Linked DNA regions of Homo sapiens: region 1 is linked to region 2. A link is an interaction called in ENCODE POLR2A ChIA-PET data of the cell type or tissue named here. Cell type or tissue: endothelial cell of umbilical vein. All regions are shown on one strand. Each heading gives the region's core, and the rest is flanking DNA. Links, peaks and the distances in the headings are about the cores only. Region 1 overlaps CASC15 (cancer susceptibility 15). Region 2 overlaps CASC15 (cancer susceptibility 15).

Evidence for each region. Peaks named below come from ENCODE experiments on the same cell type or tissue, not always from the same donor. Only the 100,000 strongest peaks of a DNase experiment are listed, where the experiment ranks them.
Region 1: POLR2A ChIA-PET joins it to region 2 with 7 read pairs; 4 of 35 experiments call an interaction of 5 or more read pairs at or near these places.

Annotation. Positions count from the first base shown.
Region 1 is chr6:21,675,401-21,678,315 of GRCh38, reverse strand. The region is part of intron 2 of CASC15 (cancer susceptibility 15); the gene reads right to left. Among named protein-coding and RNA genes, the nearest start is that of CASC15, 10 kb to the right of the region's middle. In endothelial cell of umbilical vein, for the core only: no CTCF peak of the experiment used is centred there; no DNase peak of the experiment used is centred there.
Region 2 is chr6:21,839,057-21,841,971 of GRCh38, reverse strand. All of the region lies in intron 4 of CASC15 (cancer susceptibility 15), which reads right to left. Among named protein-coding and RNA genes, the nearest start is that of CASC15, 170 kb to the right of the region's middle. In endothelial cell of umbilical vein, for the core only: no CTCF peak of the experiment used is centred there; a DNase peak (open chromatin) is centred at 1,391; H3K27ac peaks cover 2,445 bases.

The DNA.
Region 1 (2,915 bases), core at 250-2,749, 160 kb after region 2:
GCCAATACAAAGAGTTATGCACATATGCTCATAGCAGTATTATTCGTGGTAGCTGCAAAAACGGAAACAACTAACATATCCATCACCTGGTGACTAGACAGACAAAACATGGTATGTCCACACGATGCACCACTACACACCAATGAAAAGGATCAAACTACTGATACATGCTATGACACAGACTGATCTCATAAACTTTATGGTGAGCAAAAGAAGCCAGGCAAAAAGGCCACACTAATTGTAAGATTCCACCTCCATAAACTGTTCTGAAAATGTAGACATATATAGAGATAGAAACTAGTAGTTACCTGTGACTGGTGGATGGGAATAGAAATTGACCACAGTGGACACAAGGGATCTTTAGGGAATGATAGAAAGTTCTGGAAATGGGGCCGGGCGCAGTGGCTCACGCCTGTAATCCCAGCACTTTGGGAGGCCAAGGCGGGTGGATCACGAGGTCAGGAGATCAAGACCATTCTGGCTAACACGGTGAAACCCCGTCTCTACTAAAAATACAAAAAATTAGCCAGGCATGGTGGCAGGCACCTGTAGTCCCAGCTACTCGGGAGGCTGAGGCAGAAGAATGGCGTGGACCTGGGAGGTGGAGCTTGCAGTAAGCCAAGATCACGCCACTGCACTCCAGCCTGGGTGACAGAGCGAGACTCAGTCTCAAAAATAAATAAATAAATAAAATAAAAATAAAGTTCTGGAAATGGTGAAAGTAGTACAATTCTATAAGTCTCCCCACTCCAAAAATCATCAAATAGTATACTTAAACGTGTGCATGTGTGCGCGTGTGTTTGTATTCAGACAAATATTCGGCCGGGCAAGGTGGCTCACGCCTGTAATCCCAGCACTTTGAGAGGCCGAGGCGGGTGGACCATGAGGTCAGGAGTTCAAGATCAGCCTGGCCAAGATGGTGAAACCCTGTCTCTACTAAAAATACAAAAATTAGCTGGGTGTGGTGGCGGGCACTTGTAATCCCAGCTATTCAGGAGGCTGAGGCAGAGAATTACTTGAACCCAGGAGGCAGAGGCTTCAGTGAGCCAAGATCACGCCACCGCACTCCAGCCTGGGCGAGAGAGAGAGTGAGACTCCATCTCAAAAAAAAAGACAAATATTCACCGTTTCTTTCCTAGGTCCAGGTTACCAGCTGACCAGGAACCATGATGTTACTGATCTGCTGAATTAGCCAGTCCTGGAACAGCTATACTCTGAATTCCTTCAAGGTGAAATGAACGAAACAAAGAAAGAGGGAAGGAAGGAAGGAAGGGAAGGGAAAGGAAGGGAAGGGAAGGAAGGGAAGGAAGGGAAGGGAGGGAAGGGAGGAAGGAAGGAAGGAAGGAAGGGAAGGGAGGAAGGAAGGAGGGAAGGAAGGAAGGAAGGAAGGAAGGAAGGAAAGAAGGAAAAAAAAGAAAAAGAAAGAGAGAAAAGAAAAAGAAAAATCCTTACTTTTTAAGCCACTGTTAGTTGACTATTTTCTTACGTGAGGACAAATACATCCTGATTGATATAAACTAGACATGGTGTCACCCTATTCAGTGGTATATGATCCAGACACACATTTAATTTTGGAGGAAAAATCGAGTTTTGAAAATATGTATTTGTGGCTGGGAGCGGTGGCTCACTCCCGTAATCCCAGCACTTTGGGAGGCCAAGGCGGGCTGATTACCTGAGGTCAGGAGTTCGAGATTAGCCTGGCCAACATGGTGAAACCCCATCTCTACTAAAAACACAAAAGAAAAAAAAAACTAGCTGGGCGTGGTGACACACACCTGTAATCCCAGCTTACTCAGGAGGCTGAGGCAGGAGAATCTCTTGAGCCCAGGAAATGGAGGTTGCAGTGAGCCGAGATTCGTGCCACTGCATTACAGCCTGGGTGAGACTCTGTCTCAAAAAAAAAAAATGCATTTGTGGTAATGTACGTATGTTCAAACATTTCTAATTAGGTTTACAACTTTTGGGCTGTGAGGTACATTAAAATGACACGTAGAAGTTGTGCTGTTAAAACTCCATTTTAGGCTGGGCGTGGTGGCTCAGGCCTGTAATCCTAGCACTTGGAGAGGCCCAAGCGGGCAGAACACCTGAGGTCAGGGGTTCGAGACCAGCCTGGCCAACATGGCAAAACCTTGTCTTTACTAAAAATACAAAAATTAGCCAGGTGTGGCCAGGTGTGGTGGCTCATGCCTATAATCCCAGGACTTTGGGAGGCCAAGGCGGGCGGATCACAAGGTCAAGAGATCGAGACCAGCTGAGTGTGGTGGCTCACGCCTGTAATCCCAGCACTTTGGGAGGCCGAGACAGGCGGATCATGAGGTCAGGAGATGGAGACCATCCTGGCTAACACAGTGAAACCCCATCTCTAATAAAAATACAAAAAAAAAAAAATTAGCCGGGCGTGGTGGCGGGCATCTGTAGTCCCAGCTATTCGGGAGGCTGAGGCAGAATTGTTTGAACCCAGGAGGCTGAGGTTGCAGTGAGCCGAGATCACACCATTGCACTCCAGCCTGGGCGACAGAGTGAGACTCCGTCTCAAAAAAAAAAAAAAAAAAAAAAAAAAAAAACAACTGGCCGGGCACGGTGGCTCAAGCCTATAATCCCAGCACTTTGGGAGGCCGAGGTGGGTGGATCACAAGGTCAGGAGTTCAAGACCAGCCTGGCCAACATAGTGAAACTTTGTCTCTACTAAAAATACAAAAATTAGCTGGGCATGGTGGTGAGCACTTGTAATCCCAGCTACTTAGGAGGCTGAGGCAAGAGAATCGCTTGAACCAGGGAGGTGGAGGTTGCAGTGAGCTGAGATCACGCCACTGCACTCCAGCTTGGGCAACAGAGTGAGACTTCGTCTCAAAAAAAAAAAAAGAAAAGAAAAAGAAAGAAAACCCTCTTTCAATTTTAATATGAACTAGCACTTG
Region 2 (2,915 bases), core at 175-2,674:
TTTTGTTTTTTCATTCAGATCAATCCAATGTTATGTTTTCTTTTCATGTAATCTCTTGTGAAGAATGCAGAAGAATCCTGTATACCTCTGAAATTCATGAAGGAAAATTTAGGAAAGGAAAGTATGGCCAGGCGTGGTGGCTCACGCTTGTAATCTCAGCACTTTGAAAGGTTGAGGCGGGCTGATCACTTGAGGTTAAGAGTTCGCGACCAACCTGGCCAACATGGTGAAACCCCGTCTCTACTAAAAATACAAAAATTAGCTGGGCATGGTGGTGCACACCTGTAATCCCAGCTACTCAGGAGGCTGAGGCAGGAGAAAAACTTGAACCTAAGAGTCGGAGATTGCAGTGAGCCGAGATTACACCACTGCATTCCAGTCTGGGCAACAGAGCAAGGTTCCATCTCAAAAAAAGAAAAGAAAAGAAAAGAAAAAAATAAAAGTATGCATATGGAAATATGCATATTAGAACAATATCATAAAAAACAACTGTCTTTCTTTACCTGCCCCCAGCCCAAGTAAAATTTCCTATAATCCTCACCATCAAGAAAAGAGTAGGATTTGTGACAAATCAATAGTCAAATCAAATACAAGTATTAGTTTCATTGTTCATTTGAAATGTACAATGGAAACGAATAAAGCTTTGAGACTTTAGGAAAGAAAATTTGTTTTGTTTTGTTTGAGATGGAGTCTCTCTCTTTCACCAGGCTAGAGTGCAGTGGCTCACTGAAACCTCTGCCTCCCAGGTTCAAGTGATTCTCCTGCCTCAGCCTCCTGAGTAGCTGGAACTACAGGCATGTGCCACCACGCTTGGCTACTTTTTGTATTTTTAGTGGAGACGGGGTTTCACCACGTTGGCCAGGCTGGTCTCAAACTCCTGACCTCAAGTGATCCACCCGCCTCGGCTTCCCAAAGTAATGGGATCACAGGCATAAGCCACCACACCCGGCCTGAAAAGTTTTAAATCTCATTTAAAAGACTCATTTTTGCATGCCTCCAAAATTTTGTTAGGAAGGGAATAGGGGAGATGCATAGTTACTGTGAATCATTCATCTTCTTATAGACAACATATGATCAACTGCTACTCGTCATTACAGAAAGAAGACATAGAGAAGACAAACCAAAAGGGAAAATTATAGAAACAGAGTAAAGCCAAGGCCACAGAATAAAAAGAATATATGGATTAAAACATCCCTAAAGCATGGCCTTCTGTTCTAAGAAGTTTCCTCTAGTTTGACAAGAGGCAACTTTATCCCTGGTTCCTTGAATAAACAAGGGAAATTTGACCCATTTGCAAAGCTAGAAGAGTAGACATGTCTGGGCCTTACCATTTATCCAACATCCTGTCCCCCAAAACAGGAAGTGAATCACAGAGCTGAGGAACTACTTTATCATTTTCAAAGGAAAAAGACACAGAACTCGAGAGTTAACTTCTTATTCTGAAACAATATGCTTCGAGATAATCAAGTTATTCATTCTGTTTATAATGACCTAAATTGGTTCTTATAAACATTTCATCTAAGCAGTTTGCATCTCACTCAATATGATTTGGTTTCCATGTAAAAATAAGGTCTCATAATGGCAGCAGCAGATTCATATTCTCTCTCTTGTAGTCCGTTACCCGTATGTGTCAGCGGAGAACGTCTACAACATCAATTATGGCTGAGATTAAAGGAGGACATGGCTATGTCAGCATCATGGATTATGTTTTTGGCACACAGGAGGAAGACAGAAATAAATGAGTTTGAATGGAATATTATTCAACCCTGGAAAAGAAGGATAGCCTGCCATTTGCAACAACATGGATGGACCTAGAAGACATTAAGCTGAGTGAAACAAGCCAGACACAGAAGCACAAATATTGCATGATCCCACTTTTATAAGGAATCTGAAATATTCAAAGTGGTAGAACCAAAGAGTGGAAAGGTGGTTTCCAGAATAGTTGCTGGAGAAGGGAGAAATGGGGAGGAGTGATTCAAAAGGTACAAAGTGTTTATATGCAAGATGAATAAATTCTGGACAAAAGAGGGCCTCTAGTTAACAATAATGTTTTATTATACCTAACATTTTGCTAAGAAAATAGAACTTACGTTAAATGTTCTTACCACAAAAGTAAAAAAAATTTTAGAAATTTAAAAATAATTGTAGTGAGCCAAGATCGTGCCATTGCACTCCAGCCTGCGTGACATAGCAAGACTCCATCTCAAAAAAAAAAAGAAAACAAAAAGAAATTTAAAACTAAATCAATAAAAGCAGCAGAGGAAACTTCTGAAAGTGTTAAGTTTATGCCTTGATTGTCAAGGCTATACACTTCTCCCCGAATTCATCAAGTTCTACATGAAATACATAAAACATTTTTTTCTCAATAAAATGGTTAAAAAAAAAAAAGTGAGTCCTTTGACCAGCATGGTGAAGGCAGGTTAAAAAGCCCACTGATTTCCTAACATGCATACAGTGGTCCATAAATTTAATGTCCTAAAGCCAGCCTGGTTTCCCTGTTATCTGGGCTCTTTGGTTCTAACATTTTCTCTAATTATAGTTAAGCCACTAAATTTGGAGAAAAGACTAGGATATTAATTTCTTTCTTTTTTTTTTTCTTTTTTTTTTGGAGACAGAGTTTCACTCTTGTCACCCAGGCTGGAGTGCAATGGTGTGATCTTGCTCACTGCAACCTCCGCCTCCCGGGTTCAAGCGATTCTCCTCTCTCAGCCTCCCAAGTAGCTGGGATTACAAGTGCATGCCACCACACCTGGCTAATTTTTGTGTTTTTAATAGAGAAGGCGTTTCACCATGTTGGCCAGGCTGGTCTCAAACTCCTAAACTCAGGTGATCCACTCACCTCGGCCTCCCAAAGTGCTGGGATTACAAGCCTGAGCCACAGCGCCCAGCCTAGGATGTGAATTTCATAAAAACAT